2 separate regions of the Homo sapiens genome follow, and region 2 is linked to region 1. Evidence: read pairs that join two places in POLR2A ChIA-PET (ENCODE). Cell type or tissue: CD4-positive, alpha-beta T cell. All regions are shown on one strand.

The links. Peaks named below come from ENCODE experiments on the same cell type or tissue, not always from the same donor. Only the 100,000 strongest peaks of a DNase experiment are listed, where the experiment ranks them.
Region 2: POLR2A ChIA-PET joins it to region 1 with 5 read pairs; 28 of 35 experiments call an interaction of 5 or more read pairs at or near these places.

Annotation. Positions count from the first base shown.
Region 1 is chr12:7,112,362-7,114,861 of GRCh38, reverse strand. All of the region lies in intron 6 of C1RL-AS1 (C1RL antisense RNA 1), which reads right to left. Among named protein-coding and RNA genes, the nearest start is that of C1RL, 4.4 kb to the right of the region's middle. RefSeq lists an enhancer at 1,094-1,595. In CD4-positive, alpha-beta T cell, a CTCF peak has its summit at 1,375 (motif pointing right); a DNase peak (open chromatin) is centred at 1,381.
Region 2 is chr12:6,936,492-6,938,991 of GRCh38, reverse strand. ATN1 (atrophin 1) reads right to left here. Exons shown (of 10, transcript NM_001940.4): 5 at 1,431-2,500; 6 at 925-1,147; 7 at 1-511. Among named protein-coding and RNA genes, the nearest start is that of RNU7-1, 6.1 kb to the left of the region's middle. RefSeq lists a silencer at 1,394-1,463. In CD4-positive, alpha-beta T cell, CTCF peaks have their summits at 579 and 789 (motif pointing right); DNase peaks (open chromatin) are centred at 1, 51, 941 and 2,171; H3K4me3 peaks cover 1,877 bases; H3K27ac peaks cover 2,275 bases.

The sequences.
Region 1 (2,500 bases):
ACATGAAATAAAAGACAGAGATGGGATTTGAACCCAAACAGATTGGAGCCTGACCACCCAACCCTCAGTTTCTCCACCTCGCCCCTATTGACGTTCAGGACCAGGTAACATTTTGTTGTGGGACCTGCTGCCTTGTGCACTAGGATGCTTACCAGCATCACTGGCCTGTATCCACTAAATGCCAGTAATGGAAAAAAGAAATCTCTAGATATCATCAAATATCCCCTGGGGAGCAAAACTGCTCCTTGTTGAGTACCACTGATCTAACCATTTTGCTATTCTATTCTGCTTCCTAAGCAAGTAATGATATTTATTGTTTGCCAAATGACAGACACTGCCCTAAGCAATTCTGGTTATTAACTCATTTAACCCTCACACCAACCCTCTGGTGTGGGTACCGTTGTCCTCATCCTTGTTCTTCAGATGAGGATGTTAAGAGGCACAGAGAAATTATGTAAGCTGGCCTTGGTCACCAAACTTTTAAATGGTAGAGCCTGGGTTTAAACCTGGTGAGTGTGGCACACAAGCCCACTCCTTTAAGCAGCATGTTATGCTGATGACTGAAGAACACGGCATTGGTCGGGGAGTCACACATGCAAACGCAAGGCATGTTTGTGAAGCCATAGCATCATGACCGCGCCTGGAACACACATGCGAGGCGGCAGCGGTGGAGAGCGAAGCCAGAAAGTCATGCAGAGCCTGATTATGAAGGAAGAACCTGACGAGACAAACAAGTGGCTGGGGCTTCATCTCATGGATCAGGAGGCACAGTCATTGAAAAGTTTTAACCTGGGAAGGGGCACGATTGATTGAGATTTTAGATACTGGCAGAGTAGGGAGGATGGGCTTAAGGGCTAAACCTAGTGGCTGACACTCCATTGGGGTTGAGCTAGCGACTGCCTAGGTGTCCATAAGGCATGGAAGTCAAGGCCCTGACATGAAAGCCTGAGATAACTTGGGGGTGGAGGAGTGTGACCCATTAGGGTCACCCCTCTGCCCTGGGCTGTCCACATCTCCACTGGCCATGCCAGACAGAAGCAAAGGGTCCCAGTCTGGCTGACTCAGCCGCCTCATCACCCCTGCTGCTCTTCACCTCGCTCCTGTATCTCCCTCCTCACCTGGCACTGGGCACAAAAGCCCCCACGTGTCCCAGCCCAGGGCAAGGTATCTAGAGATAAGACAGGGAAGCTGTGGACAGAAATGGCTCGTGCTGCCCCAGACTCCTCTGCCTGGGCTCTCCTGTGGCTGTTTGGATTCCAGGAGAGGGCAAGCTCCTCTCTAAATGCTGGGGGCTCATGAAGGCTGCAGAGAAACTCCCTGGCCAGGAAGCCCCAAGGCACTTTCTGTTGTCCTGCCCTTCCCCTTTCAGGACAGAAGGGGGCAGCACCAACACGATTTTCAAAAATAAAACCAAAAATAAAGTCACTGGAGCACCCCAACCTTGTTTGCCCAGCTAAGATTGGAAAGACCCATGCCTGGCCTAAGTTTATATGCAAGGACAAAAACTTCTTCATTAATCATGTGGATTAAAGATGCCGATTAAAGGATCCATCCCCTCATTCTCTAATCCTGTCTGGCTCAGAAAGGACCATCTGGTCACAATTATAATTTCAGATACATTTATTTTGTAACTATCAAAGTTATTAAATAATATTAAAGAAGTTTTACTAAACAGAGAAACATGGTTTAAATCATCCACAACCCCATACTCTAATAGGAAGCAGTTATTTTAGATTTTTCTCACGGGTGCTTTCTATATTTGTAAACATAGTATCCTTACAATTTGGTAGCTTGCTACCTTTACTTAGCATGCCAGGAATCCCAGCTCCCTTACCTGCACTTGGGGGCCTTAACATAGAGCAGAGGTGGCCTATGCTCTTTAGGGACACTTGGGTAAGGGAAAGGGAACTGAAGTAAATGATTGAAGTGTTAGCAATAAGGTGACCAACTGTCCTGGCGTGTCGGGGAACTTAACTGGTTTTAGTGTTGAAAACCTCATGTCCTAGGAAAACCTCATTTCTAGACAGACCAGGATGATTTCTAATAGGTTACCCTATTAGAAAAAAGTCCCCCCAAATTCAGACATCCATTTTCATTTCTACATCGGCCTTTCAGCTATACTTCTTTGCTTTTTTCTACTAGTAGTCACCCTAGGGCAACTGTTCTCAAACTTTATACCCTTAAAAAATTATTGAGAACTCCAGAGAGCTTTGGCTTATGTAGGGTATATCTATTAATAGTCACTGTACTAGAAATCAAAATTGAGAACATTTTAAATCACAAAGATACACAAGCACGCATCCCGCTCACTGCCACGGATGAATCATTGCACATCACGTAGCCTCTGTAAATCCACCATATACCATGACAGAATGAGAGGGAAAAAAGCAAAGAACATCTGAGTATTTTTATGAAAGTCATTTTGTTACCTCACAGACCCCGTGAAAGGATCTTAGGGCCTGTGGGTCTTCCCACACCACAGGGTGGAGACCCGCTGCTC
Region 2 (2,500 bases), 180 kb after region 1:
CTGGCCCAGCTGCCAGCGCTAGACGTTCTCGCTCCAGGGGCCCCAGGCTCGGATGAAAGGGGAAAGGGTGCAGGCCAGGTGGGCCAGGCTGCAGAGCCAGGCCCCCATGTCGGGGAAAGGGATCCAAGCCCGGCCCAGGGACCCCATGTAGGGGTTCCAGCTCACTAGGCTTCACCTCAAAGCCAGGCTTGAGGCGGTCACGGAGGTCTCGTTCACGGGCTTCCCGTTCCCTCTCCCGGGCAGCTGGATCACTGCTGTACAGGGCCGGGACATTGTAACCCAGGAGCCCCGGGTCCACTGCCCCCAGGGGCACGTAGAATGGATGGTTGCGATTGCCAGGAGACATGACATGAGGCCGGGCATATTCACTGAGAGTGCGCAAGGCTGGAGTGTCAGGACCCAGGTAGGGGGGCACTGTAGCCACCGCACTGCCCGGTTCAAATGGAGGGCGATGGGGCACTGGGCCCAGAGATGGGCATTCCACCGGAGCACGGCCCTCCTGAGCCAACTTCTGTGGGATACAGGGAAAAGTGGAGTCAAAGCGGCAGTTATGAAAAGAGGTGGCTGGTTTTAAGCTGCCCATTTGTTTCGACAGCCGAATGCCAAAATGCCTCAACTCATTGAAACTCTGCCCACCTGGAACTTAACTGCGGCCCCCGCTCCCGAATATTTGCCCTTCTTGGGATCCACAGGTAGTCCCATCTGAGCATGCCTTTTCCCAACCCAGGAATGCAGATGGCTCTCGCTGAAAACCTTTTGGGCTCCATTTCCTGGGCTGCAGTGGTACCTCCCCTCCGACAGGTGGCGACGTGACTCGCCCGCCCACCCAGCCACAGCCCCGCAGCGTAGCGTAGCGCAGCGCAGCGCAGAGGGAAGGAAGGAAAGAGGGAAAGAAGGCGGTGGCGCAGGCAGTGACGCACTCACCACGCTGCGTTCAAGCTCGCGCTCCTTCTCGCGCTCGCGCTCTTTCTCGCGTTCCCGCTCGCGCTCGCGCTCCTTTTCTTCGCGCGCGCGCTGCTCGGCCTCGCGCCGCACCTTCTCCACCAGGTCGGCCCGCTTCTTGGCCAGCTTGGAGCCCTCCAGTGGCACGAAGTACAGGTCGCTGCGCGCGCACGAGTTGAAGCCGCGATCCAGGTGTTTGTTGAACCTGCCGGGCGTGGAAGCAGCGGGCGCTCAGGCGGTGCGAGCTGCCCGATGGAGCCCGCAGCGCCGCGGCCCCGGCGAGTGCTTGTAGCCCCCGCCTCAAAACCACCCCTGCAGGCTGTGAGCTGCTGCGGGCCTCACTGGCCACTAGGCCTGGACGGAGGAGAGGGGCGTGCTTTTCTAAAACACTACACCAGCGCAAGGCCCCTCCCTGCTACTCCCTCTCTCGTCGCCGCCTTGTCGTCGTCCCCTTTCCAGGCCCACCTCCGCCCCACCTGGCCGCTCACCTGGCAGACTGACTGGCATGGCTGGGTACATCTACCACCTTGGGAGGGGGCGAGGGGCTGCGGGCTGGGGGCACCGGGCTCTCGGGGGTCTCATACTCCTCAGCCGGCTCCTGTTTGATCTGCGTGGCGCTCAGGGGCGGCCCTGAGGCAGGGGCCGCAGGTGGTGGTGGCAGCGATGGCAGGCCTGAGGGCCCCGCAGGTGGCAGGGGCCCAGGTCCCACGGTGGGCGAGCCCGGCTTGAAGGTCCCTGGGCCTGCAGGTGGCGAGGTTCCTCGATAGCCCGGTGGGGTCCCCGTTCGGAAGGAGGGAGGCGACCCGGGTTTGTATCCGGGTGGGGTGGCTGTCTTGTAGGCCCCCGGGGACGGGGCTCTCTTTCCGTACGGTGGGGGCCCAGGTGGGGAGGCCGTTTTGTAGCCTGCTGGCGAGGAAGCCACGGTGGCAATGACCGTGGAAAGGGTAGCCGAAGAGGTGGTGACCGTAGGCACCGGTGGGAAAGGGTAGGGCGCCCCTTGAGGGCCCTGGGAAGGGGAGGGGTGTGAACATGGGTAGGACCCTTGAGAAGTGGAAGAGGAAGAGTTGGAAGAGGAAGAGACTGGAGGGCCATTGGGGCCTGCTTGGCTGTAGGACACCTGGCTGTGAGGTGGGGGCAGGTGTGCTGGCCCTGGTGGGTAGGGCCTCAGAGACCCCAGGGAGGGAGACATGGCGTAAGGGTGTGCGTGGTGGGAGCTACCGCCCTCCAGTGGGTGGGGAAATGCTCCAGGAGGAGGGGGCCCAGAGTTTCCGTGATGCTGCTGCTGCTGCTGCTGCTGCTGCTGCTGCTGCTGCTGCTGCTGTTGCTGTTGCTGGTGGTGATGGTGATGTGTTGAGACTGGTGGGTGGGCGGTGGACTGGGCCCCAGTAGAGGGAGGGAAGGGGCCTGGATGGGCATTGCTGTTGGCTAAGAGGCGGCCATAGGGAGGAGGTGGTGGGGGACCCTGGCTCCACACAGCCTGGGATGGGAGAGAAGGCTGAGTATACTTGGGGGGCTGATTGGAGACAGAGAGGCTTGTTGGGGGAGGGAAAGAGTGGGG